Regions from separate parts of the Mus musculus genome. Here all the other regions are linked to region 4. The links are chromatin loops, found by intact Hi-C in ENCODE. Cell type or tissue: left cerebral cortex. All regions are shown on one strand.

Region 1 (4,000 bases), 170 kb before region 4:
AAAAGGCTTCTTTTTTAAATTCAGTAATTAAACTTATAGTTTAGTACAACAGATACCAATAGGCTCCACATGTACAATTCAACCAACATATATATCATATAGAGTTATTATGTACGCATATATTTCATATACATAATAAAATTATATTATGCATATATCAGTATAATATATATGTAGAATATATAATATATAAAACCACCCCCAAATAACAACAAAGCAAGTGCATTAATCGTACTGGACTTTCACAATTTATCTTGTCTTTATTCTGTAAGCTATACAGAGTAATGATATAAGAAGATTGCCCATAGCCTTAGGTTTTTGTAAGCAATCTAGTGATTTAAAGTATATGGCCGGCAAACACTATTCCATTACAAAAGGGACTTGAGAGTCCTAGCTGGGTGTCAGCATGTGTTCTGGAATGCATGTTCTACAGACATAATGGGACAATGTGTTTTAAAAATCAAAGCAAACTCAACACCAATGTTTCAAGTCAGTCTTCCAAAACAGACATGGTGAGGAGGCTCCATGCTAACCTCAGAGAATGGGGACTAACCTGAGCAATTCCATCCATCTCCTGGGCTTTTGGAGTTAAAGATCTGTAGGTGAACTCAGGGTCAGCCATTATCCTTTCTTTGAAAGGCACACACAGGGACCACCAGTGCCCACCCTTTCAATGTCTGTGGACCACTGGAGTTGATTGGTGGATACTGGAAAATCAATTTAGTGCTTTTAAGCATCTTGTATACAAATGATTCTAACTGATGACTTGTGATAGAATGTAACAGCAAACTAGATTTGAAAGAGAAATACACATACTATCTCAAATTTAGGGGAGGAAAATAGAATATAGAATTAGAAAGCTTGCCTACTTTTCACATAGATATCAGGGCAAGATAAAATAAGGGAGGCACTTGGCAGCAGACATTGGCAGGGGTGGAGGAGAGTGGCCCTTCCCCGGGAATGTTAGAAGACCTTGCTAACACACTGAAACTTGGTATGCATATTAGTAAAGATTCATCATCATCTTATCTTAGTCTATGAACACTGTGTTAGTGTGACTAGGAATGAAGAGATATCACAGAGAGAGGAGCTTCAAAAGCCAAGAGGCAAAAAGGACAGAGTTTCCTGAATTTGGGAGAAGATATGTTTTAATTTACCAACTTTATCAATACTTATGCCAACAATGAGTCCAACTGTAGGACAGAAAAGAAAAATAAGACGGCTAGCGACTAGAAATCACTGTGTGTTTCCAACAGGTTCCATGAGTACATTTAATGGGGACATGAGCACAAAGATCTGGATCTGTGGGCTCTGCATCCTAGAGATGATTGACAGGGGCTGCCGGAATGGAGTGAATGAACAGTTTCTCTTTCCCTTTTGCCCATTTGAGCCACATACAGATGATCTCTTGTCTGGCTATAGCTATGATCTACAGACATTCATTTACAGAGCGCAACAAGAGTGACCTTCATCCTCATTCTGGATGGGCCAGGAGAGATCCAATCAGTGGGATGGGAGAGAGGCTAGCCTTTGTGCGGCCCAGCTGCCCCTTCCCTTCCCTCTTTATCCTTAGGAATTTAGAGACAGCAAGCTGCCTCTTCTCAAGATGGAGACAGTGCCTGACATCACGGAATCCCAGAGGTGGTGACATGCGGGGACAAGAAGGGTGTGTGTGTGTGTGTGTGTGTGTGTGTGTGTGTGTGTGTCTATGTTTTATTTTGAAAGGGGAGTTTCAACAAGAACTTCATGGACCCCAGGTTGTACCAGGGGTGGGGTCAAAGGAACCTACAATTCTTCAAGGCTTTTCTTGGATGTGTTTTTCGAGAGAGAGAATTTCATTCCAGCCCGTCATGCCTTTCATACGCTCTATTCCTCCTCCTGACTCTAGTTGACAGTGACTCTCTCCAAGTGTTTTCAAAGGTTGGCTGCCCTCTGCTGTGGAATTGAGTGTCCTCTGCGAGGCCAGGCAGCCAGTGCTAACTCAGCATCTGAGGGCCGCAAGACAGACATCACAAGCAGGATGGGGTAATTTTAACGGCATCGCTGACGCTGATGCCTCACGGGGGGTGGGGGTGGGGAACATCACGTTTGGACCAGCAACTTCTATTTAAAGGCATTCGTGTTACACTTTCTGGCATGTGCATACGAGACCGACTTTTCTGTCCCTGACCCATTCCCTCTTTACTCACAGACACTGGAGAGAGAATCGTTTCTTTCCCTAGCTTTTGTCCTTCAGCATGAGAGCTGTGAAGGCTGCTGATGCCCTTGGCTGAAGACTTGTACACAGTGGTAGGAAAATGAGAAAGACAAGCCTCACTCCCCTTGGGCTCAGGGGGCCAGAAGGGAGCCGGGACGCTCCACGTTATGTGGAACACCTTTCTCTCCTGGTTTGCTCATCTGGGATTCTACATCATTTATAGCTTGTGATAAAGGCTGGAGGAGTCCTGTGGGAGAGGGAGCTGATAAGATAACACGAGACATGATTCAACTCATGCTTGGTTTTGTTCGGCAGTAAGAAGAGTCTCAAGGAATACTGGCAGCCCCAGAGTGTGAAGGTGGACTTTCTAGTGGCCAGAGGGCAGGGTATACTTTGTGCGGCTAGGTGGCAGAAAGGCAGGGGACACCAAAAAGAAAGACACCTGAATTCACTGTCTGCCTACTGTCACATGGAGTTTGTCATTCCTCTCTTGGCTGGCCTTGAGCTCACTACGGGTAAGGATGACCCTGAATTCCTGGCCCTCCTGCTTCTACCTCCCAAGGCCTGAAATTACAGGCACGATCTGCCATGCCTATTTTATAGCTAAGAATACTGTGAGTTCTGAAAGGAGATCCCTGTCTTTGGAGCCTGGAGTTAAAGCCCTTTCTTGTGGCCTCTGCTCTGGTGAGGTCTCTCACCAGGCAGCTGTTTATCAAAGCCCACCGTCCACTCTTACTTCTTAACAAGTATGGCTGACTTGGTAGGGAACACTAGGAACTACCACCAGTCAACTTAGAAAATAAAATGCAAAGTCCACTTCCACCGTTTCTGTGACCTACTAGCGTGGACGCTATCAACAACTGAACGGTCCCCAAAGATACCCTCACACGGTGACCCCTGGAGCCTGTGCATGGGAACTTTTATGAGAAACATGTTTGCAGACATAACTTAAGGATCTTGAGACGAGGTCACGAGGGTTCTTCAGGGACCACGACTCCAGTGTCCAGTGTCAAGTATCCTTATAAGGGAACAGAGGACAGGAGGTGTGGCCACGTCCAGACTCAAGTGTTCTGCAGGACTGGGCTTGCTTTTGAGTTTCTTTGCACGGGATCTTTTTTACCCACATGATGAAATGTCTTTGTCTTTATTCAATATTTGTCACTTTCTCTTGAGTTATTTTTTGTTGTTTCCTTCTTATTTTACCTTATTTGCATTTTCCACTACTCTTCAAAACCTGGTCTTCAGTATCCATTCTTGTGTGCTCTTACCAGCTCATGTCCTACCTCTGACTTAGCACTATCCCTGCTTCCCCCTCCCATGTTGTACTACTTTCATAATGTTTGTGCTCACATGGAAGGAGACGGCTGCTGTGAACTGTTTAAGATGCTCTGGAACGCCTGTTGTCTTATGAAGAGCTATTATCCTGCTTCTCATTTTCCTCTGTCTTATAAAGTGTGTTTGAGTCTCACTTTTCTACCGTTCTCTCTCTTTTTTTTCTCCTTTAAAACCCAAGTTAATCTTTCTGGGTTTTTAGGAACTGACTTACTTTCAACTTTACCTAGCTACTCTTCTATTCAAAGATGGCAGCTAGCATTCTGAAACCACTTGGCTCTCTGTTCCTTGGGGAGTTCTTTCCCAAGTCACTCCTCTGCTACTGTGGAAGAAGGTGGTAGCCAGCCACAGAGTTAGCAGGCACCAGGGAATCCTGCATCTTGCTGAGTCTCAGAGGCCACTTATAGGATTGGTGACAACTTCTTGGTTATTTTGGGTTTTTCTTGTCCCCAGGTTTATCCACCGTCTTGG
Region 2 (4,000 bases), 77 kb after region 4:
TGTAAGGCCCTAAATTCAGTTCTCGGTACTGCAACACAAAACGAACAAGTCAAATTCAAAGCTAAATTGAGAGTTTATCTTTCTCCTGTCAGAACGGCAGTCAGTCCTTAAGAAAATAAGTAAGAAAAGTGCTGGTGAAGATGTTGAGAAGAGGAAGCCCTCATCCCCCGCCAGCGGGAATTTCTTTGACACTAGGTCAACCGCTGTTCTTTTGGAATAAAGCCAACTTGATCACCGTGAGTGATCTTGGGATGAGCTTCAGTTTGTCTTGCAAGTATTTTATTAAAACGAAATATATCTATGTTCATCAGGGAGTTAGCCTATGATTTTCTATTGGTTATTGTTGTGTGTGTTTGGTTCGTGTATTACTAATATCAGCTCCGTACAAGATGTATCTAGACACTGCTGGTGAAATTGTAATTAGGCCTGCTACTGTGGAAGTCAGAGCGGCAGTTTCTCAAAAAGCTAAAATTAGATACAGGATGACCCAGCTGTACCACGCACTCGTGACGTTTACCTGAAGAGCTCCATCACAGGGACACTTGCCCATCAATGCTCGCAACAGCCAAGTTCTAGAACCAATCTAGGGGTGTATCAACAGAGGAATGGATAAAGAATGTGATATACATATATAAAATAAATTATTATACATATAATTTATATGTAATAAATATATTTCAAATTCATATAGATGAATTTGAAAAAAATTATGTTTGCTAGTGCCTGCATGGATGTGTGCACATACACATGTGAGTGACTTTAACCTAAGACCTCCTGAAAATATTGGGTCCCTGGAGCTGTAGTGGGTTTTGTTTTGTTTTGTTTTTCAGCCACAGAAAGGAACGGAGTTATGTTCTTTAGAGCAAAATAGATGCAAGGAGAGATGACCATAATAAGTGAATTAAATCAATTCTAGAAAAAACAAATATCACTTCTTCTCATTTGTCCTTCCTAGATTGTATATAGACCTATCAATAAAACATCATTTATTTGAATGTGGTGTTGCACAACTTTAATCCCTGCATTTGGGAGGCAGAGGGAGACTTATCTCTGTGAGTTCAAGGCCAGCCTGGTCTACATTGTGAGTTCTAGGACAGCCAGGGCTACATTGTGAGACACAGTTTAAAAATAAAATCATGCGTGTATGACAGGTAAGTAGAAGTGAAACTGCCTAGGGGAGCAAGAGGGACTAACAGAGGGAAGAGGGGTTAAGAAAAGTAGGGTGGGAGGCCTGAGAGGTATGCTCACAATATATGAACACATACACAATCTACAGTTTCTAACTAAAACTCAATAAAACGGCAATGCTACTGATGGGATACGAAAAGAATATTAACATTTCAAATGATGACGTTTTCTAGCTTAGATGAGTTAGTTCTTCATTCATTGATCATTCAATCAGTCAGTAAATGAATCCACCATATGTGTTAATAACTAAGTGAAATCGGTCAAAGTGGGGTATGCTCTCAGTTCAGTTATCTCCTGCTGCCACCTACTGGGCATATCCTTTGCTACGACTTTCAGATACCCAGAGTTTCTAAGAGGAAGTTGGAGGGAGTCTACTATTGCTTGCTGGACCATTGCAATTTTTTTCTTCCATTTTTACATGTGAATTTTAGATCATTTTACGGTTGGTTCTTATTTTAACTGTACACGTTTCTTTATATAAGGCAAAATGACCAGATCAGTGTAGCTAATGTTTGCACCTTAAACATTTAACAATTTTTAAATTAATTCCTAATAATTGCACATAATAACCACAGTATATTTATAGGGCGCAGTGTAGTGTTTCAGTACATGTGTCCATATTCTCTTAAGCACAGCTCTCGTCACCTCCACCCAAATCCCTGGGGCTCCAACACAACTCTTGCAGCAGGAGCAGTTGTTTCTCAATGAGTCACTGCCCTGTGTGCCAGGGCAGCCACTCTGTTCCTCTCCCTCCCCTAGAGTTTTCCTAGTGAGCTTCTGTTTGAAGAAAGTTTTGACTTGCTTTGGCTTCTTTCCATTCTGGTGGGAGTTAGAATTTCTTGCCAGGACAGTAGAGGTGTGTGCCTGGATTGCCTAATGCAAGCGAGAGTCAGAGGCCTTTGCAGCGGGCACTCCCAACCAAGTTTGAACCCTCTCTTACTTCTGAAAGGCAACCATGTCATGGAGGTGGAGAGGAGTTAAGACCTTCTCATGGTCAACTGGGGTGCTTTAAAATGCTGTGTGGAAGTTGGGACACACAGGATTCGGCATTCGATGGCTCATTGGCTCTGCATCATCAAGTCTCCAAGTAGGTCAAATACATCACGGGATGGTTTAGTCACAGGAGGAGATGGACCAGTCACCCGAAGTCCGCTGCTGACTCGGATGCCTCATTCTCTCCTCCTTCAAGCCAAGAGCTCCCCAGACATTGTTAATGTTTTATGTAGAAAGGATTAACCAAATGTATACTAGTTGTATTAACCAGATGTATAACTTCGGAGGAAACTGTCTCCCATCGAGTGTTGTCACACCAAAAGTCATTTTGGACTTAAGAGATAAGATTAATTGATGGAATACTAAACATCCTTCTAGAAATATTTCCAGTCCCTTGTTGGCTGAGTGCCAGCACTAATGTGCCTGAGGCAGGTGGATTGCAAGTTTGAGACCAGCCTAGGCTATATAACAAGACTGTCTCTTAGGAAACCAAAATGCAAGTAAAATAATTTAAAAGATTTATTTTATTTTTAAATATAACATGTGTCTATGTGGGCATGTATATGTGATGAAGACACTCATGGAGGCCAGAGGAGGGTAGCCCCTGGAGATAGAGATACAAGCACCTGACTTTAGTGCAGAAATAGAATTCAGTCCTCTGTAGGAGCAGTATGCAGTCTTAACGGCTAGGCTTTGCACCAGCCCTCAAACAAATGCTTTAGGTAGTGATATTCCTATTTATTACCACCAAAGAGTTTGTGGAAAAATGTATGTATGTATAAATATGTATGTATTTGTATTTATGTATATATGTATGTATCTATTCTATCATCTCTCTCTCTCTCTCTCTCTCTCTCTCTCTCTATCTATCTATCTATCTATCTATCTATCTATCAATATGTATGTATATATGTATGTATATATACTGTATATATGTATCTATCTATCTATCTATCTATCTATCTATCTATCTATCTACCTATCTATCATCTATCTGTCTATCTATCTATCTATCTATCTATCTATCTATCTATCTATGTATAAATATGTATGTATATATACTGTATGTATGTATGTATGTATGTATGTATGTATGTATGTATCTATCTATCTATCTATCTATCTATCTATCTATCTATCTATCTATCTATCTATCTATCTGTAGGGCTAGAGAGGTGGCTTTATGGTGAAGAGCACTTGTTGCTCTTGCAGAAGACCTAGGTTTGTGTCTCAGCACTTACATGCTGTCTCACAACTACTTGTAACTTTACTTGCAGAGTATGTGGCACCATCTTCTGTCCTCTGCAGGCATCACACACACATCATACATACATAATACATACATACATACATACATACATACATACATACACACATACATACACACACACACACATACATACATACATACATACATACAGATGAACACTCATGCACATGACATAAATATACATAAAATGTTAAAAACATGCACATATTTATTCATGTTTAGTGTCTCCTGAAAATCTTTAAGAACTCCAGGCTTATCCTTATTGCCTGAAAATTTAAGGACATATCCTGTGCGCAGTCTGCACTCAACTGTAGGAAGGGCAGAAAGCACAATTTTGTTTGTTTGTTTGTTTGTTTGTTGTTGTTGTTGTTGTTTTTTGAGACAGGGTTTCTCTGTGTAGCCCTGGCTGTCCTGGAACTCACTTTGTAGACCAGGCTGGCCTCGAACTCAGAAATCCGCCTGCTTCTGCCTCCCGAGTGCTGGGATTAAAGGCGTGCGCCACCACCGCCTGGTTCAGAATGCACAATCTTAAGTCAGCAGCTGAGTTCC
Region 3 (4,000 bases), 130 kb before region 4:
CTACGTGGTCACCTTTTGTAGCCAATGGCTATAATTATGCAATGGTGCTTGCTAAAGCAAGTGCCAGAATTAGATGCCAGGCACAGAAGGCATGCTATTGGCAATCTCATTCATCTAGTTCTCAAGTTCTCAGAAAACTCCAACGTCCAGAGTTACTCAAGAGTTTAAGCTGGAGGGCTGCGAAGAGTGAGCAGCCGGACTAAAAAAAGACACAGAGCCCAACGCAAACCCGAACGCGAGGCTGCTCGACACACTGGGAGCCAAGAAGCCCGCTCAGCGGCTCAGTGACACACTTCTACTTCACACGGAAGGTACACGAAGCTTGACGTATCAAGTCTTTCCAGAAAGGGACATATGGTGAGGAGAAAACCGTAGCCCTGTCATGACGGTTACTCGTGACAATGGCGGCAGGTGACCTTCATTCCATGATTGATTAGGCAAATACTTACTAAGCACCTCCTTGGGGGAGGGCGCTCTTCGAGGCACCAGGCAATTAACGCATAAACAAATAAGCAAACAAAATTATAAACTACACCAAATGGTGATTACATGTTATAGAGGGTGTTAACAATTTGAATACCCAATACCCCTCATTCACCTCACAGCTCAGCTATCTGAAAACTTGATTTGTGGTTGTTTGGTGGTGCTCTTCTGGGAGGCTACAAGCTTAGGAGGGGGGCCTGGCTGGCAGAAATAGGTCACTGGGTGCTGACCTCTGAAGGCTTCTCCTTACAGTATGCTGCCTCTGCCTTCTGATTAGCAACGATAAGAAAAGTCACCTGACACAGTTTCCACTGCCACAGACTGGGCAGGCCCTGTTAGTGGGCTTTCCTCACCATGATGAACTGAGATGTTCTGAAATGGTGAGCCAAAACAGATCTTTTCTTTATTTGGTGGCTTCTGTCAGATATCTTTATAGGGGCAAGGCATCATGGAAGGAATTCTAGAAGAAACATGGTAGGTAGTAGGATGAAGGTCTTGTGTTTGTGCACATTTCTTAGGGAAGAGAAAGTGTGTGGGGGGATAACTGAAACATGAGAAGGGGGAGGGGAGGAAGGAGGGCTAGGGAGGGAGGGGCAGAGAGAGGGAGAGGAAGGAGCAGAGAGAAAGAGGAAGAGGGAGGGGGAGGGGGAGGAGGAGGGAGAAGTGCTAAGGCTGTCAGGCTGGAAGCATGGCAGGCTGGGAGCCACTCTGCCCAACATTGCCATCATGTCTTCACGGACTCACTCTCAAAAGCCCTTTATGCTTTCACTCTCTCCCTTCTCCCGTTTCTGTCTCTCTCGTTACTTCCCAGGAGTCCTCTCAAATCACAATCAGATCACACCAGCCCTCTGCCTAAAATTCTCATTGAAAAATTAAATGCCGAAGCCTTTTAACGGCACAGGCATCCCCTACCTCCCCTGCCTCTCACACTCACCTCTCTCGTCCCATCTGTCACTGGAGACACACTCCCTTCCTCTCTGGTCCTTTTACCATGGTAACCATGTTCTCCCCTTGAGGTTCTCATTGTTCTCCATGCCTGGACGCATGGATGAGGTTGGTGACTTCATTATGGGCTATGAGAAGGTGGGCTTGACTAAGTACAACTCGAAGGGCCTATCTTGCTCTGGCCTCCACTTCTCTGTCTGTTTCTGTGTTCCCATGAGATGGACAGCTCTGCTTTGCCCCCTGCCACGATGCTCATGGCCTTATTCCCAGAGCAGCAGGACCAAGAACGCCAGAGTGAAACTATGAGCCAAGATAACTCTTTCCTCCTTTAAATCGCTTCTCACAGTACTTGTCACAGTGACAGAGTCTCACTCACACATCTGCTATTATCCCTTGCATATTTCCACTTCATTCATCCAGCACGGATGGTCTTAGCTGGCAACTGTAATTTTTCTCAGCCGCAGTACTGAAGACAGCGTTTTATTCAGTGTGTTCATTGTGTTGCCACCACTGAACAAATCCTAAATACACTCCTTAGTGCTACTTCAATTTCTTCTATGGCATCTTAGAACCTTCCTGAGATGATCTACACCCTTTAGTGTGGAACACCAGAGTCTCTTCAAAACCTTGCTCTACCATGTCTTCAACTAGCAGGATAGCAGAGTTATGACTTTATGTATACATGTATCTCTTATGCTTTTCTTACACATGTGATAACTTAGCTGCCTGTCTTACATCAATACACTTGAGGTTCTTATTTAAATTCATACGAACCAACAGCGCACGTTCTTTGGATACCGTGGCTTTATTTCTTGAGACCGTCCATATATCTAGAGGCTGTAGCTGTAGCTGTAGCTCCTAGGCATGCCTGAGACCCTAGGTTCAATCTCTAGCAAGATAAGGGGCAAAGAGGGAGGCGTAAGGAGAGAGGACGAGGCAGGGAGGGAGGAGAGAAAGGATGATGGGATAGAAAGAGGGAGGGGATAGGGAGAGCTAACCAAGAAATGCTGTCCTATAAGCATGGAGTATGCATGCCAGCATTTAGGTGGTGAGATTAGGAGGAATAGGTATTCAAGGTTATCCTTGACTACATAGTGAGTTTCAGGCTAGCCTGTACTACATGTATCAAAGAAAAGCTGTCTGACTCTGAACCTTGCCATCTACATAACTGATTGGTGCCACATTTCCCACCGCTCCCCAAACCCGTCTCTCTCTGGCATCACCCGTCTCTCTCTGGCATCAGTGAACATTCTACCATACAGAGTCCATTTTAAAATAACAAATGAAATCTAAAACCCTTTATCACAAGTGGGAGAAAAATACAAATCCACACAAACACACTGCTTATCATGAGCGAAAGAGTAAGACGTACCCTACCTAGTGGACAGTGGACAGGAGACAGGTTCTAGCTGAATGGTTAGGCTGAACTCTTCTTAACAAATTGAGGATTTTTTCCCCCCTCTCTCTCTCTTGAAAGCACTTCGAGAAGATAAGTTGATAAACATCTGTTTACTGACCCAAGAACAACTCTGCAAGACTAACCAGAAGGCCTCATGTTCACTTTGAACAGACTGATGAAGCAGAGGAGGACACCTGGTGCAGACTCTGAGGCGAGTCAAGCGCTGCATCTACATTTCAGCAAACAATTTGAGTCTGTCTTGACAGTTTCTCGGCGGTTAAACTGAAATTCAGAATCCCCGTGCTCATGTGTCATTTACAGCATATGAGATCTATACGTGGCATAAACCATATAAACAGGATATGGGTCTCAATTATGAAGGCCGCGTTCTATGCCTACCTGGAAGGCAATCTCTACCAGCGGGCCACCAGATGCATGCATGCACTAATCCTGTCTTACTGTCTTTCCTTCAACAAAATTAACATTAAAGTACAAAAAGGCATACTCATCCGATCTGGATCATAAGGAGATAGAGATGGGGTTTTAAAAGGTGGTGTACGCACCTGTAGACCTAGTACTTGGGAAGTTCTGGGCTGCACGGTAAGACTTGTCTCCAAACAAAAACCCCAAGTGAGATGAAAGGGCAGCAGCCATAAGGTTATAATCACCTCAGTCAGCTTTCCCAGAACTTAACAGGCGGAATGTTAACCACAGAAGGGGAGGGGTGGTGTTGGGGGATGGAAGGATTAGTGATCAAAGAATGAGGGAGAAAAATGATGACTTCTGGCTATAGCCCAAGCAAAGATGAACAGGAGTATAATACAGATACCGAAATCTAAAGTGTCAGCACGGACTTATGCTACATTAATAACAGGACTATCTACATATTTAACATGTACTTTACATCTGTCGGAAGGAAAAATTACTGAGACAGGTTAGACGCAGAATTGACATTCACATCTCTACCTGACTTCAAGGGTCCCATCCGTCTGAGGAATATATGTTGAAAAATCACTTCCTATTTGGTTCCATGGGGTAAATAAAACCAGAACCAAAGGATGAGGCATCACCAAGTTCAGATGAAGACCAAACCAGGGGCACCTACACAGGCCCCTATCAGTTACCGCTCTGCTCCTGTGATAAAATGAACTCCGTGGCCAAAAGCAACTTAAG
Region 4 (4,000 bases):
GACCAATTCAGAAACTTTCACCTTGGAAACTCCACCCCGGTCTGACTCTGGTCTTTTCCTTAACAGAACAGACAAGGGCTCAAAAGTAAACAAAGTACTACCCCGCCCCCCATGGCTGCCTCTGGCCAGGCTCCTGTGGCCTCCACCTCACCAGTGGCTGAGGAATTTACTGCCGCTGACCAGCTGTTTGTGCTGCAGGAGAGCAGATAGGGAGGAGTGAGAGAAATCTCTCCTCAAAGGCGGCCTTCGTGCCTTTAGTACAACATAGCATCCGCTCCTCCTTCAAAGACTCACTCGCATCCTTCACCCCAAGAAAAAGTTTATCACCTACTGGACTCAAGTGCTGTCCCTAGAAGCAAGCAACTTGCTTGGGACTTGCTAGTAAACATCTTTTTTTTTCTCCTCTGTTTCTGTTTCTGTCTCTGTCTCTGTCTCTGTCTCTGTCTCTCCCTCCCTTTCGCCATCACAGTGCCACATCCCAAGGACTAAATGAAGCACACATCACTCACTGAAGCATTTTCAGATGATCTGAACTAATCCTGGTTCTTCTTGATCTCCACAGTTTATTATGGAACAGGATAAACGCAAGCAGCTCCATGGTGAGAATTTTCATGCACACACAGACCTAAAAACACCAATGGCCTAGGCACACATTCACAGATTGTCTCCACAGATAACAATCCAAAAAAACAACAACAACAAAAAAATGTTACTCGAATAGGTGGCGGAGAATACATTTGGAAGACACATGTAAAAATAAAAGACATTGATAAAATAAAAAATAAAGGAGGTACCCAGAAAGCCGGGAAGGGCTGGGTTACAGCTAGCCCGTATAATAAACAGTTCTGTGTTCCATCCCCAGAACCAAAGTTTAAAAAAATAAAATAAAATAAACAACCTAAGACAACAAGGAAAAAAATTGACATTGCGCGGAGTGCACACCACTTCCCTATCACACTTGAGGATGTGTTCCGATGGGGGCTTGGTTTCTCACATGTGTTAGCTCTTCTTTCCATTGGGATGCAGTGAAACAAGCGGTTCAACAGAGGCGCACTCCCTGATCCCAGCATCAACCGTGAGCCCATCAGGGCAGCAGGAATGCAGTCGGTTTAGAAGAGGTGGGAGAAGTCACGGGGTAGACCACCACTGTGACCCCACTGTGCCGTTTTTTTTTTTTTTTTCAACTGGAAGCTGTTGCTCTACCACTGGTCCAGATTTGTCTGCTGTCAGGTTTACTGCCATGGAGCCAAATACAGTTCACCATTCTAATACCCTATTATTCAGTTGCCTCTGTTTTTGTTATGAAGTGTGAAGTAAATCAGATTATCTATAGGACAAGACTTTTTTCCCCCTGAACTCGATGAAGAATCTAATTTATATTGCAAAGGAAAAAGTATCTCAGTATCCTAAATTCTTCAGGGAAGCACTCCCCGCTGCTCCAAAGCCTACCCCAGATATTCACCAACACAAAAGACCAAAAAGTTCTTCTGGGCTCTCCTGTGAGGCACAAAACAGAGACACCAATGCACCTTCGAAGTCCTCGGCAGCCTGACTTCGAACCCATGACCGTCATTCCTGATAAGAAACACCAAGGTCTGATTCTAATTATGAAAAACTAGTTAAGGCAGTGACAAAATACCTTTCCCTCCCATAGATCCTAGATGAACCGCTGTCACCGCCCCAGAGAAGAAAACAGGCTAGTTGCCCATTGTTTCCCCAACATCCATGCAAGGGGCACATATTAAATAGGCCAAACCATTAGAAAACTTGAGAAACTTCAGCCCTGCCCATTGAGCAGAACAGCTTGCCTCCTGGTGACTGGCAGAACCTTGAAATAAACGCAGCATGGGAAAAATAACTGAGGTAGACAGTCAAACCATCCTGCCTCCCAATGGTGGCAAACTTCACAACAACTTTTTAAAAGCAACTAACTACAGCACCTCAGCCTATATAGACAGACTGTGTATATACATGCACATGCGACTACCTGGAGGCAAAGGCTGTTTGCAAATATCCCTCTTGAACTTAGAGCAGGTCAGGGAGCTCCAAGACTGCAGCTTTTCCACACCAGCTTGGACTGTCAGAGAAGGTCATTTTGCTTAGCTACTTCTTTTCCACCCTTCATCACAGGAGTTTTCTACTTTCAGATTGCTCAACTTTCATATGCACTAGCGTAAAACAACTATTCAGCAACTTTATTCACCTTGGTTTAATTTTTTTTTTCATTGTGCAATGCCCAGGAAAAGCTGACACCAAGACTGTCTTAGGACTTGCAATCACAATCAGAAGAGAAGAGAGGGTAAAATTCTTGTGTGATAGAACGGGGGGGGGGGGGGGAGGAGGGGCGTAAAGAGAGAGAGAGAGAGAGAGAGAGAGAGAGAGAGAGAGAGCATCCTAGTGGAGCCCCTAGAACTTTTTCCCTAGAGACCACCCCTTGGGAACAAAAGTTACAATTCAGTCTCACGTTATGCGTAGGAATAAAGAGAAAGGGTTTTTCTTTTTCCTTTCTTATTTTTAAGCGCACTAATTACGGAGGTGCTCTACAGATCTGAAGACAACCCGGGTTCCTCCTACCAATTGAGAGCGGCATTACATTGTCAAAAAGAAAGGGAGTGGGGCTCTCTTTCTCTCTTGTCCTCTTGGGCTATTACCTTCCCCCTACCTTCCCTATTCCCTTCCCTCTCTCTCCACGTGTTCATGGCCTGCCTCTACTTCTCTACTCTCTCCCTCTCTCTGCTTTTTTCTGCCACAACTACCCTCTTGACTCCCCTCCCCTTGCCCTAAATAAACTCTATTCTATACTATTAAAAAAAGGAAAGAAAGAAAGGGAGTGGGGGGGGGAGGCAGGAGCCCAAGAGGATCTCGGCGGAGAGGGGTGCAGCAAGGTTACACTAAAGGGTACAGCGCGGCCGCGAGCTGCATCTCCTTTTCCCTCGCGCCCCAAATAATTCCCCGCCAGCCTAGCAACTGCACCAGCAGCCCCGGGGTAAGGGGGTTCCGATCGCCCAGCGGAGGAAGGAGGGGAATCCGATCGTTACCTTAATGCTAGACTGAGCAGGAGTCTCAGACATGTCTCACAGCGAAAGGGATCAGGAAGTTCTCAGTTTTTTTCCACTTTCCTTTCCTCTCCCCAACCCAGAAACGCTCGGCGGGGCAGCGGGATGCGGTCGTTTAAGAAGTTTCTTGCAGCATCGCTGGCGGCGGCCGCCCGAGGGGGAGGGGGGGCTCTTCTCAACGCGCGGATTGGGCGCGAGGTGCGGGGGCGTAGGAGCCGGCGAGCACGGCGTGGGGTGTGCGGGTCGCGGCGCGGCGACCCGGGCGCAGCAGGCCGGCCTGGCGTGTCTCCTCCCACCCGCGGCCGGCGCGCCCGCCCTCCCGCGGCGCTCGCTCGCTCGCTCTCTCGCTCCCTCGCTCCCTCCCTCCCTCTCTCTTTCTCGAATGTTTTCCTTCCTGGAAGAGAGAAACTGAAAGGCAGAACTGAGAAAGCTCTCTGCTCATTGATCTTGAGAGTTTCAGGGCAGAAACTGACGTGAATTCCCAGCACCCGGCTCTGCCTCTTAAAGGAGCCACCAGGAAATAAAAGCTCGGGTTACCGCGGGCCGCGGAGAAATCAAAAGGCGTGCGGGGGAGGGGCGCGGGATGCCCACTGGGCCGCCCCGAGGCGGAGGACGCCTTTGGGGAACCTTGCAGCGTGGCCCAAGGACCAGCAAGCCTGGTTCATCTCTCTCCCGACTCCCCTGGCTGCGCCTCAGGAGGACCTGGGCCACGCACAGTAGGGGCTTTTCTGTGCACTCCCAGAGGCGCAAATGCAGCCTGGGGACCGCAGTCTAGGAAGGGGCTTTCCGGGAAGGACGCGGCGCCGCAGGAGGAAGCGAGACAATGGCCTTTGTTCTGCGCGGCGACCGCGGCCGCTTTAAGAGAATCCACCAGGAAATGGGAGCTCGGGTTACAGGCTGCGCACGGGGAAGTGCAGGGCGCGACGCTGGAGACAAAGCCGCGC
Region 5 (4,000 bases), 160 kb before region 4:
TGGTGTTAATCCTGTGCTCAGAGCCCCACCCACTAGCCATCCAGGCTCTCCCTAAATGGAGTAGAAGGTTTTCCCAGCTATTCCCAAACTCGAGATACAATATGCACCCTGGACAAGCTTATCGTAACAAGTCTTTTCAAGGCTGAGTTCAGGAGTGTTATTTGCAAACGACTTGGGCTGGCTTTCGGGCTCTTGGCTCTGAGGGAGGATGGATAGGAGAGAATGATCCAGCAAGCAATGAAGCGGGCAGGGGCAGACAACACACAGCTTGGGAGCCACACTCTACACTGCTTCATTACAACACGAAACCTATTTTGTTGCCTATGAGTCCACTGTGAGCCAAAAAGAAGTTAGTTCACTTCTCTGGCATCTGGGGTCCGATAATTCTGAGTCATGGCCACATTAACTCGCTACTGAAAGTGCAGGAGCTCAGCAGCGTGGCCAAGCCCTGGTTCATAGTGTCTGGAACTACCGGGCAGGGAAGAAGGTCTGCCAGCTCAGAGCAGAGGGACCTGGGTGTGTGTGTGTGTGTGTGTGTGTGTGTGCGCGCACACTCTCGAGTGTGTGTTTCTTTTTAAAGCTGTTACTTTCTCTGTGGAATCCAATTCTCCTCAATAGGAAGGATGGAAAATTCCGATTTCCTGGTTCTCTCCTATAACAATGAAGTGTACTGTCCTTGGAGGGCAGGTTCCCATGGCTGTTGGCTCTGCTGTCACGAACAGGCTGAAGGAAGGAGGCACTCAGCAAAGCAAAGGCCATCAGGGTAAACTGAGGCTCAGACGAACCTCACTGACAGGGCTCCCTTTCTTGGTCTGCGGCCTCACGGCTGGTTTCCTGGGCCTGCTGAGTGCTGGGAGATGCTCAAGTCACTCCAGGGTCAGGAAGTTACTATGTTAGGAGGATAAAGATTAGAGGGGTCCCCTATGAAGCTTCAGGGCTCATTTCAGTTTCCCCTGTGGTGAAGAAGCAGGCTCCAAACTGCATCCTATCCCAATACAGCCCCCAGCAAGGAAGAAATGAAGCCCTCAAAACCTTCAGGCCTTTGCCCCACCCTTCCTGCTGCTTTTTAGCTCACAGGAGCCTTTTGTTCTAGTCCCAGGAATGTGTGCTCAGTAGAGAAAGTGTGGTTTCTGTGGTAGCTGGGAAAGAACACTGAAGGAAAGGAGAAGAGAAGACACCCACCTTCATAAAGTCACCCCTCTACCTCTGAGTGTCCCCCACAAACCATCAAGAGCGAGACACAGAAAACAAGCCCACTAAGGTATTAAATGGGGAAGGTAAAATGGCTTTGCCAAGTTGGCTTAAGTGACTTCTTTGGGAAGAAACTGAAGATTTTTTTTCTTTTATCATCTCCTAGGTGAACCTGCACGTATCCTGACTTAGGAGACATCTCAGAGCTATAATAGTTAGTGTGAGGACTTAGAGGGGAAGGACATCACCGGCTTTCAGGTGGTCATGTGAGCATCGTGCAAGCCCAAGCCTCTGAAGAGAGTGTGGACATAGCCCAGTTTTTCTAGACAGCCGGGAAAGTATCCATAACAATTGGGGGGGGGCGCTAAAAATATTCCGAACAAGTGGCTCTTTATAAACAAGTATCGCATTCCATGTAAACTAGTTTGTGATGTTACATAAATTTTATGTAAGAAGAAAGCCAAACTCAAAATGAGTTAGCATTAGGAGATTTTTCTAGCTCCACATGGGTGATTGCAAAACGAGACTTTCAGCCAGGGTCAGCCTTATGCAAAATTCTGAAGGAGGCAACTGAATCTCAGCTTTCCAGTTCTCTGCCCTTTTCTCAAGGACAGCACCTGGCATCAGGGAATGAGATGTCTAGATCAGGCAGCTCTGTTTTAAATCCCAAGTCCTGTTCCTCCCTGGCCGATGATCTGGGCAGGTCACCTTATTTCATTATATGTAAAAATACATGTGAGCTCACAGGACTGTGGTGAAAAAAATCGGCCTCTGCTGCGAGGTGCTGTTCCTACCTGGTACTCTGAGATGTTCTTTCTTTCCTATTTCCTGTTCCATGACCCATTTCCCTCCCCAGAACCCAAGGAGTCTCCTTGATCTACATAGCCGCATTTCTTCTCTCCACTGACGTCCATTAAGATGAACTTCCAGGAAAGGATCTAAAAATGATTAATGTTCTAATGCAATGACTACCAATTGCTTAATAAGCCAACTCCTTGGCCCTTGCTGTACTCTGTGTGTGTCTGTGTGTGTACGTGTGTGTGTGTGTGTGTGTTTGCGTGCGCGAGTGTGTCTATATGTATTATGAGTAGGTGTGTATATACCGCATGTGAGCACGGGATGTGTGCCAGTGTCAGTGTGGGGACGGAGAACAACCTCAGGTCCTGCTCCTCAGGTTCTATCTACATTGATTCCCGAGACAGTATCTTCTTTCTGCCTTGGAGTTTAGAGTAGGCTAGTCTGGCCAGCCTCTGAAGTCCCAGGACCCAGCTCCCTGCCTTCCCAGAGTTGAGAGCTGTGCACTACCCAGTCCCATGGTTTTTTCAGTTTGCTGTTTGGTTTATATTTGGGGGCTGGTGATAGAATTCTGGTCCTTGGGCTTACAAGACAAGCACTTTACTGAGTCATCTCCTAGCCCCTATCCCGTAAATAAAATTCACATTCAATAATGAACTTCTTATGGTAGAAATGTGGGCACCAAAGGAAGAGCTGGGAATATTCTGAAGACAGCAGGTTTCTATGGAAACTTTTAAGGTAGACAGATAAGCAAATTCTTTGGATAGCAGGGTCACCACAAAATGCTTAAAAAAGGCACAGTTTCTTGGAATTATCACTGGCCAAGGCTAAGAGGTCTCTCTCTTCCCCATTGATTGCCAAACTCTCTTTTCATAAAAATAGGGTATTTCTTGGTTTTTAGTTGGATCCTAAATGAGACTGATAATACAGACGTCACGACAGTCTGAGGGAGATGAGGCTGACATCTGTCTTTCAGAAATAATTTCCAGGAAATTGTCAGAGCTGGAAAAAGCCACAGAAGAGAACCAGGAAGATCCACGTTCACTTTGCCACAGTCATGTAAGCACCGGCTCAATACAAACTTGCTGAAAATGGTGTTTAGAATTGGCAAAGGCTGTTTGGGGAAGGGCTCTGTATCCCTGGTGGCCATGCCCCTGCAGCATGCTTGCACCGTGCAAGGCCTGGACGACGTGCGGTTCTACCCAAATCCCAAATTCTATTGTAAATCAATGAAAGCAGCAGCAAAGAAAAAAACCTAACTTGAAATCTTCTGGAAGTTGTAGGCTCTTCTTAAAGATGTGCTTGAACCACTTCTACATGGAGAAGAAAATCTGACGTGGCGCTTTCTCACTAATTGTGGTAGTCTTAACATATTGTCAGATCGGATCTTCTGAGCTAGAATCAGGCATTTTTAAAAATTGTGGTCGGTTCGCTTAAACCTATGGCTCTCAACAGGAGAGTCATGATCCCTTTAAGACCATCAGAAACATCAGATATTGAGGTTATGATTCATAACAGTAGCAGCATTACAGTTATGAAGTAGCAACGAAAACAATTTTATGGTTTGGGGCTAACAGCAGGAGGAACTGTATTCAAGGGCTACAGCATTAGGAAGGATGAGAACCACTGCCTGAAATTTCTTCATGCTTTCCTTTCTGTTGCTTTTCTTTTAACAGGGTACCATGTAACCCAGGCTGGCCTCAAGCATAAGTAGAGACTGGCTGTGAACTCCTGATCCTCCTGTCTCCTGTCCTTAAATGCCTGAAGTCCATAGTGTGCCACCATACCTAGCGTTGTTTTTCTCCCCGTTGACATTTAGAAAGCATGAGTCTTGACGCACTGATGCTTTTCTAAGCTGCAGAGCCACTGACACCCATAGATACTTGCACGTGCACCCTCCATCCTTGGCGTACATAAGCTACCCATGTCCATCCAGGTCCTCAGAAGTGCATCAAAATGGCTGCCCTTCTTGTTCTAAAGATGTGGCTTTTGAGTTGGCTTCATGATCTAAATT
Region 6 (4,000 bases), 180 kb before region 4:
GAATCCAGGCATCTTCTATTAACCTGGATATTGAAGAGGTTTGTAGAAGCATATAGAACTGTTGTTTGCACATGTCTTTTGAAAAATATACTTTAGATAATATATTAATATATGCTTGGCTGGTTTGTCAATAAGTTAGCAAATACTTTTAAAAGTCCTTTATAGTATGCTCAGTATTGTTATAAGTTGTTGCACGTAGCTATGAGCAAAAGCTCTTTGGGAGGAGGGCAGTCTTTGATGATTATTTACAACTTGAATCCTGACAGGGAGTCTGTCAGGTTTTATCCTCGGAAGTCACAGAATCAAGAGTTCAGAGAGAGAGCTCCGTGAGACCAGTGTTTGCACACTGGGGCTTCAGTCTCTGCAGGTGAACTACTTGAACTTTGGAGGATATGTGGTACATGTCTTTCAAATGTGCTCTTCAGCTCAATTCTGGAAGAAACTGCTTTTTGAACTATATGATCACCAGGATAGGCTGCTGAGAGGGGGGAAACGATTGGCTCAGATCCCAGGGAGACCACGCCAGGCTGTGAACATGATTGCAGAGCCTTCTAACAGGCTCTAGTGCAGAAAACGGTTTTGAAGAGCCGAAGTCAGTTTCTTCTAAGTCCAAGGAAGATTCCTCACAGCCAGTTAATTGGCTGGGCCAGGTAGATAACACAGCTACTTCGACAATAATGCAAGGTAATGCATGGGCCTCCTGGGCTACGTAGTGAGTTCCAGGCCAGCCTGGCAACCTAGTGAGATGCCATCTCAAGTCAAATGAGGCCTGATGATATTGCTCAGTGGTAGCATACGTGAGGTCCCAAGTTCAACCTCACTTCCATGAAACCAAAACCAACCAAGCCAATTCAAACCCTAAGCATTTGAGTGTGTTTTCCTGTTTTACATCTAATGGCAATGTCTTTTTCATACATAATCAAACAAGTGACTGTAGTATGTGACCACTTTATAACCTTTAGAAGGGAACTGGACCACTAAAGGATTTGAGGTTCTATGTTTGGGTTGTTACTGGCAATGCCCATTCAAAATGGTTTATGGACACAGAAAGTGCCTGCCTGTTCCTAGTGGAGTGTGAATGGTGGCAGGCTATCCTGGGAAGACCTTCGGCTATTTCCTACTCTCAACAGTGTCCACTTGGACAAGAACAGCATACCAAATTGTGATTTAAGATGTTACTGGGTAAGTGGGAGGATGATTCTATCAAGGATGGGTAGAGGTTCCAATCCGGCTGGCCACAGGAAAGCACCTAGTGGCCAGAGGGCTTGAGCAGAGAGCTTCTGGGTAACGCAGGGAAGTAAGTGGATGGGGCCAGCTTGCTGAGGTGTCAAAGTAAATACAGAACTGAAGCCTGCCTAAGAGGGGAAACGAAAGTTAGAAAGTTAAATGCTGACGTTTCTACCGAGGACAAACTAAAGCAGAGAGGTGGGTGACAAGGGGGCGGGGGACACAAACAGTAATTTGAGGTTCTTTATGTTCGATGGAAGAAAACCGTCATGAGTAATCTTTTCCCTAAATACAAGAAGAGTCACACACTCCCAACAACACTGCTGGGTAAGAATAACAGTTTCTCTTCTCACTTCCCATTAATCTCTCCCACAGCTCAGCCTTGAAGCAACCAAGGCCACAGCACCGTGGAAACCCCCTTACCAGGAGCCCACAAGGAGGCTCCCGGCACGTGTACAGCTGGGCGGCAGGTTACAGAGAGCACTTGGCAGCTAACCAACAGTGACCCTGACGCTGCAAGCTACCTGCTCCAGGACACTCAGTAAATCGATCAGCTTGACTGCACTTCCATTAGCCTATGGAGAAGGTGGGCAGCTCACTGAGCCAGAGAGAGGCTGGCTACATTGCGGGTGCTGCATGTCAAATCCCTCAGCTATTTCTTTTTTAATTCAACGGTGTAAAAGGGCTGGGACATAGCATATGCTTTGGAATTCTAACTGAGAAAAAAAGAGCCTACTTCCTTCAAGGGCCCTAAAGCCCCTATGTTGAGGAATGGAACAGAGCAGGTACCTGGAGGTAACGCTGAGGTGATGGAGATAATTTAATTGACTAAACAGTCATTTATGAAGCACTTCTCTGCACTTAGTGCTGTTCAGAGCATTTCAGAAGCATCAGTTCATTTAACTGCATGCTCGTATAACATTTGAGATGGAAGTGCACGTTAGAAGATGGAGGAGACCTGATGCGTCCCAGGGAAGTACCCCACACTTGTACGGTGAGAGCAACAAGTAGAGCTGAGATCTGAATCCAGGCAATCCGATGCCAGATTCTGTTTTCTTACCCAGGCACTTTCCATCCACACTCAGAATTAAGACTGGCTTTCAAAAAGACGGAGGAAACCAACTCCTTCCCACCCAACACTGAGATCCTTGGCCCAGGCAAGTTATCAGCAGATTGAAGATAGGAAAAAAAATCTGCAGATCTCAGGGAGACAGATTTATGGCTAGGAAGAGGAGGGAGGGGCAGGTGGAACGATACTTTGCATGTGTCTGGGAAGAAAGCGCTGCTTTCACAGGCTGCTCAGCGACACTTGCTCTTGACTCTCTGCCCAACTCCCAGCTGTGGGTGGGTCCAAGGCTGCTGAGAGGGGAGGGATGTGTAGGATTTGTTTCGTTGTCAGTTCTGGCAATTTGACTCAACAAAGAAAGAATATATATGTTAATGATTAGGAAGAAGAGAAGGATGGGAAGAGAGGAAGGGAGAGAGGGGGAGATGGGAGGGAGACAGAGAGAGCTCCTTATGATATTATTAGCCTCTGTGTGCCAATGTGTCATGAGAACCATTTAACTATGACCAGCGTTCATCACGGTGAGAATTTTGTATGGAGGAACTGAATTGCTATGAATGAGAAAATCACTAAGACCCCCACTCCCTTCTTTCCTCAGAGGCGAGATCAAGTTCATGGGCTCACACATAACCTTCAGTGATACATCCAGACTCTTAAATTCTCATAATTTCTTCAATTCCACGTTCAAATTGGCCACCACATTCATCAGGTCATCCTAACCTCATGCCCAACTTTCTGAGTTATGCATAAACTAATGAGAAAGCTGACCAGGAGTCAGGGGCCGGGATTTCCTTCCTACATAAGCTGCTAATGAGCGTGGGATTCTAGGCAACCCACTTCATTTCTCTGTTGCTCAATGGCTCCATCTGTAAAATATGGGGCTGAAGAGTATGTGATCAACAAGTTCCTGCATGGCTTAACATAGCCAGCACGCACTACTGAATTTGAACCTCAACTACCAAACAATACAGACAGCCAGGATGCTATTTCTTTTGCTATAAAACTACTCCACACTCGTGATCAAGATCTTAAGATTCTGTAGCTTTTCGAAGGCTCTTCTGAGTCATGGAAGGGAGATTAGTGTTATGTTCTAATTCTTTGCAAAGTTGTCAGCCAGCCATGGCAATGCTAAACCTAACAGCTTGCCCCTTTAAAAAAGCCCTTAACTGCTTTTTGTGTGTCTCCTAACTCACAGGAGCCCTGCAGTTGGCTGGGTTCTCATTTCAGTTTAATTGAAATTGAATGATCTGAGTTGGTAGACATTGTTTGAGCATTATTATGCTCAAGTTCCTTTAATTTGTGCGTGTGTGTGTGTGTGTGTGTGTGTGTGTGTGTGTGTGGTGTTTGCACTGGAACTCATACAAATTCAAGTGTTCTATTACTGAGCCAAACCCTAACTCCCAACTCAAGGCTTCTCAACACTTTAGCCATTGGTGAAAATATCCTTCCATGTTAAACTCTTCATATTTACAAGAACTTGCTCTGGACCCCATGCACTGGAAGGCAGAGTCCAGAATGTGAGAGGCAGACGCCACAGCAATGCTCTGATTCAACCCTGGTCCCCATAACTTATTAGGAAACCAAGGCCTGGAAAAGCTAAGCCATACCACGCCTGGTCAACCTACACCAGAGATCCATGTGACCTCATCTCCTGACTCAATGACAGCAACTTTATGACCCTTGACCCAGTCATGTCTAGTGACTAGT
Region 7 (4,000 bases), 150 kb before region 4:
TGCCAGGATATAATGTGTCTTTGGGAGTTAGTGTTTAGATCTCTGCCTCGAGGCACCACGTACCCTTTCTTGAAGAGGCAAGAGCTGCCCAAGGGGCATGAACACTTTACATTCTGGTAGCTTCTCTCTAATCTAGAATTACAGTAGATGGAACTGAATAAAAAGAAGAAAAAATACCACCACCACCATCAACACTACCACCACTACCACTACCACCACTACCACTACCACCATCACTACCAACCACCACTACCACTATAAACACCACCACCACCAAACTGAGTGCCGGGCCCTATTCCTCCCCTCTACTGCTGTTTACAATCCTTCCTTTAAAAGCTCTTCTCATGGCTGCCCTCTCACTTAGGCTTTTCTTATAGCTTCACTTTCCTCAGCTCCATGTATCCGCTCCCTGTGAGGGTTGCAAATGAAGCGCATACCCTCCCTTCTCTTTGCTGTCCTCAGACCACCTGTACTTCTACTTTCCTCAGATACCTGCCTCCTTTTTCAAATCAGTCGCTTCTCTCCTACGGGTGGGCCACAGACATAATAAAATCTCACCCAAATGCTTTGCGTTCTAATTTAGGGGTTACCAATCTGTCTTCCCCAGGGGAGAACAAGTCCCTTGAGGGCAGGAACAATTTTTTTTGTCTTTGCAATCCTAGGACAAAGGACTGTGCATGCCAAATAATAGCTAGTGGGTAAGGAAAGCCTGGAAGGACAACCTCAGAATTTTGTCCATGTATGGTAATAAAAAGCAAGGGGTTTTCTTTTCTTTCTATCATCAAATCCACAAACAGATCATATAAAATGAGCTAGTATCAGAGCACTCTTGTAATCCAGTCACAGCCGGTAAGGCCGACAGAAACTAAAGCTCCGTCTTCAATTCATGGCCATGTCTGAACTCCAGCCATAGTGAGATGCTTGATTGTCTGCCCCTATGGCCTGACAACCTTTCCCACTGGGCTTACCTAGCCCACTTAGCAAGTGTGAAGGCAGCCAGGGATATCTAGGGAAGCTCTGTCTCAACTCGCCCCCCGCCCCCCAAGGCAGTGGGTAAAGCTCTATCATGGAATTACTCCTTGACACTTTCTCAGTTTATGAAAATGAAAGAAAATTTGCAGATGCCAAAGCTGGCAATACACAGCCTTGGTGCATCCTTGACTGTTGTGGGTGAGCCCTGGATAAAGCAGTGAATGATGTGGTAGACTGCCCCATGAGAGATGATAGTTGTCTTCAGGGTCTGTAGACATAATGACGGTGTGGTGGTGGTGGCGTGTGTGTGTGTGTGTGTGTGTGTGTGTGTGTGTGTGTCTTTCCATGGTTTGATTCATACCTTCCTTGGTTGGGAATCAGAAGGTTTTGGCTTCAGATCCTCAGTCAGCCACTTAATAGTCTGATGCAGACACCAGATAAATCATTGTAGCCCTACTGAGCCCAGACTGTTTCCCCACCTTCTAAGTGTGAGCAGCACGACCCAGCTATGAGCTGCGGCTGGCCAGGAGGGCTGGGTGAAAGGGTAGAGGTAGTAAGAACTTAACCCTGAGATAAGAATTCACACATAGCAGGTGAACATTAACAGTAGCCGAGGACCAGAAGGTCAGAAACGGGACACCTCTCTCCTTTCTGCTGTGTGTGGGGGGAGGTAGTGCATTATAACCGTGGACCACCTTCTGGTCTCATCCCCCACCTTCTCTCAGGTGGCTGAACTGGAGGCCAGGGTGCTGCCTGTCATCTCTGTGAAACTGCATTTCAGTTTTGGGGAAAAAAAAACATAAAAGAATGTAGCCAGGGTAATGTGAGCATCTTCAGGCGAGGGAATGAACTTGCTCTGGCCACAGAGATCAAATGCAGGGTGTGACTTTGCTCAGCTTCGAGAGTCAGGGGCCGTTTCCTTCTCAACCAGCATTTACTTAGCTCTTACTCTGTGCCTAACCCAGCACCGTTTGACACTCACATTTTCCCTGCTCTGACTTAGACAACGCTGTGAAGTGGCTGACTCCACTGTATATACCTTTGTAGACTAGGGGTGGTTCTCTTTGTTCTCGGGAGTAAGAGTGGGTCTGGCCCATGCCATCGATAGCTAGAGATGATTAGGAGGGGTGTGTTATCAAACCTTAGTTCAGTGTGCTGGAGCAGATGTTTACCTGGGCTTCTTTGCCCCAATTGCCTCGGAGAGTGTCCTTTTTACCACGCTTCATCACCAGGGCAAAAGGCAGCTAGAGTGCTCCCGCTACCTGAGCCTCAGTTCCAAGGATGGGGACTGGGGCCAAGATGGTTCACACTGCACTGAGGCAATGCCACCACCAGGGCACAGATAGAACCTAGCCCTTGACCTTCGAGGTCTTCCCTAATGAATACAGGCTTAAATGTAGCAATTTCAATGTATTCTGATGAGCTGAATAACAGATCCTGCTGATCCTGCTTTATGTTTATGAATATGCTAAGAGGATCAGTTTGAAAAAAATAAAAACAACCTCAGAAAAATGTTTTAAAATAGATAGAGGTAGCTCAGTTAGTTCTACAGAAACCATAACACACACACACACACACACACACACATACACACACACACACACACACACAGTTCTCTTAGACTGCTGCTGGACACCACCTCTACACAATGAACGATGTGAACAATGTAGTATTCACACCATCTGCTAATGGAATGCCATGGGCCTTAAACGAATGTTATTGTGGTCAGTTCAATGGTCATGCAGCACATTAAGTTGTGTAAAATGATTTATTGAAGTTTTGTGGGTAGACACAATGAAAGTACATGGCTCTCTTCTTCAAGCATTTACCACCAAACAGGAAAGAGAAAGCAAATAAATATAACACTAAACGACTCTGCTGTCTACACCGAAAGGTAACTAGGTACCGTTTGTTTCTGAGAACCACCAAGGAAAATAATGACTCTCTTCTGCCATAGCGTAGACTCCAAACAATATCAATACCCAATACCCACAAATATTAAGAGATCTCTTCTTTCTCGTGCAGCCTCGTGATTGGCCAACGGTCTAGAAGTCAACTTGAAGAAACTAAAAACTCCAGTCCAACGAAGCCTACAGGTATGAAGAGAGGGGCCCCAAGTGTTGACCTCCCTGTGCCCAGGCTATCTCTCTGTCCCTTCATTCTGCAGCAAGCACCAAGAGCTATTTTTAAACCCCGGGCTCTAGACAGCTGAGTCAAGTCAGAATAAGATATCTGAGTGCAGAGGTAGCGGAGAGGCGCCAAGTGCCCGGACAGAGCTCAGGCTGGAAAACCTGCTTGTGCCCAAGCAGCTGGGTTGAGAGCGTGCTCTTGAGATCACAGAATGGCCAAAATAGCCCAGGTCTAAGGGTCAGGCAGGGGGCAGCTATATAGGAAGCATCTTCGATGTCTTTGAGCTTAACCAGCATCCAGTGCCAAGGGCTATTTCCAGCACACTCTCAGAGCTACTTCTATCCTCACACCCACACTAAGGGCCAGGATGGAGAGAGAAACAGAGAGAGAGAGAGGAGGTTGACGGATTGACTGAGCTTTACTGCTCGCTCCCTGACTTCCGTGGGTTCCCAGCGAGCTTCTAAGAAAGTAGGATTCAGCCGGCGTCAGGGCTGAGGCTATATTTATACCCTCGCAGCTGCCCAGTTGCTGAGCGGTTCACATTTACAAACAGCGGGAGAACAAGGCGTTTTCCAGAGGGGCCGTTTTCTCATGACAGTTATTTTAGATTTCTCTGGGATGAGCTCAGCTTCCACTTCTTTTTGAAGAAGGGGAAAGGGAGAAAGGAAAAGTGGGAGGCAGAGAAGTGGAGTAGGCGGATGTATCTCCCCGCTGTCCATACCACCCTGTGCTATTTTCTCCTATTCCACCCTTCCTGGCTTTCTCTGTTGGCCAGGCCTGGGGCGTGGACATAGCACAGGACTACACCAGGTAACAGGGAAGAGACTCAGTCCTCATCCTTGGTCCTGCTTCAGAGCATCCTCAGCGACAAAAGTGAGCAAACGAAGGCAGGATAAGC

Evidence for each region. Peaks named below come from ENCODE experiments on the same cell type or tissue, not always from the same donor. Only the 100,000 strongest peaks of a DNase experiment are listed, where the experiment ranks them.
Region 1: a loop joins it to region 4, with 2.1 times the contacts of the local background. A loop is called at or near these places in 7 of 42 quality-filtered maps.
Region 2: it touches region 4 in a loop (2.2-fold over the local background); 13 of 42 quality-filtered maps call a loop at or near these places.
Region 3: a loop joins it to region 4, with 2.6 times the contacts of the local background. A loop is called at or near these places in 9 of 42 quality-filtered maps.
Region 5: a loop joins it to region 4, with 2.0 times the contacts of the local background. A loop is called at or near these places in 5 of 42 quality-filtered maps.
Region 6: it touches region 4 in a loop (2.7-fold over the local background); 4 of 42 quality-filtered maps call a loop at or near these places.
Region 7: a loop joins it to region 4, with 2.7 times the contacts of the local background. A loop is called at or near these places in 9 of 42 quality-filtered maps.

The regions. Positions count from the first base shown.
Region 1 is chr6:134,209,523-134,213,522 of GRCm38, reverse strand. The region is part of intron 2 of Etv6 (ets variant 6); the gene reads right to left. Gm38908 (a long non-coding RNA gene) reads left to right here. Exons shown (of 3, transcript XR_869493.3): 3 at 1-1,306. Among named protein-coding and RNA genes, the nearest start is that of Gm38908, 11 kb to the left of the region's middle. In left cerebral cortex, a CTCF peak has its summit at 1,941 (motif pointing left); DNase peaks (open chromatin) are centred at 1,501, 1,957 and 2,260; H3K27ac peaks cover 385 bases.
Region 2 is chr6:133,958,379-133,962,378 of GRCm38, reverse strand. No RefSeq gene overlaps it. Among named protein-coding and RNA genes, the nearest start is that of Gm46977, 75 kb to the left of the region's middle. In left cerebral cortex, a CTCF peak has its summit at 1,500 (motif pointing left); DNase peaks (open chromatin) are centred at 1,492, 1,953, 2,233, 2,552 and 1 more place.
Region 3 is chr6:134,168,210-134,172,209 of GRCm38, reverse strand. The region is part of intron 2 of Etv6 (ets variant 6); the gene reads right to left. Among named protein-coding and RNA genes, the nearest start is that of Gm52920, 16 kb to the left of the region's middle. In left cerebral cortex, no CTCF peak of the experiment used is centred here; DNase peaks (open chromatin) are centred at 171 and 1,825; H3K27ac peaks cover 856 bases.
Region 4 is chr6:134,035,177-134,039,176 of GRCm38, reverse strand. It overlaps Gm46977, which reads left to right and starts at 3,865. Exons shown (of 4, transcript XR_001785383.2): 1 at 3,865-4,000. It overlaps Etv6 (ets variant 6), which reads right to left and starts at 3,477. Exons shown (of 8, transcript NM_007961.4): 1 at 3,039-3,477. The coding sequence starts at 3,071. In left cerebral cortex, CTCF peaks have their summits at 1,885 and 2,582; DNase peaks (open chromatin) are centred at 1,907, 3,239 and 3,523; H3K4me3 peaks cover 3,010 bases; H3K27ac peaks cover 1,541 bases.
Region 5 is chr6:134,197,162-134,201,161 of GRCm38, reverse strand. The region is part of intron 2 of Etv6 (ets variant 6); the gene reads right to left. Among named protein-coding and RNA genes, the nearest start is that of Gm52920, 13 kb to the right of the region's middle. In left cerebral cortex, no CTCF peak of the experiment used is centred here; DNase peaks (open chromatin) are centred at 299 and 1,532; H3K27ac peaks cover 1,682 bases.
Region 6 is chr6:134,218,013-134,222,012 of GRCm38, reverse strand. The region is part of intron 2 of Etv6 (ets variant 6); the gene reads right to left. Gm38908 (a long non-coding RNA gene) reads left to right here. Exons shown (of 3, transcript XR_869493.3): 1 at 1-38; 2 at 1,603-1,813; 3 at 2,292-4,000. Among named protein-coding and RNA genes, the nearest start is that of Gm38908, 2.9 kb to the left of the region's middle. In left cerebral cortex, no CTCF peak of the experiment used is centred here; DNase peaks (open chromatin) are centred at 1,474, 2,468 and 3,278; H3K27ac peaks cover 1,696 bases.
Region 7 is chr6:134,182,064-134,186,063 of GRCm38, reverse strand. The region is part of intron 2 of Etv6 (ets variant 6); the gene reads right to left. Gm52920 (a long non-coding RNA gene) reads left to right here. Exons shown (of 3, transcript XR_003956529.1): 2 at 2,998-3,068. Among named protein-coding and RNA genes, the nearest start is that of Gm52920, 2.4 kb to the left of the region's middle. In left cerebral cortex, a CTCF peak has its summit at 2,326; a DNase peak (open chromatin) is centred at 3,587; H3K4me3 peaks cover 201 bases; H3K27ac peaks cover 1,075 bases.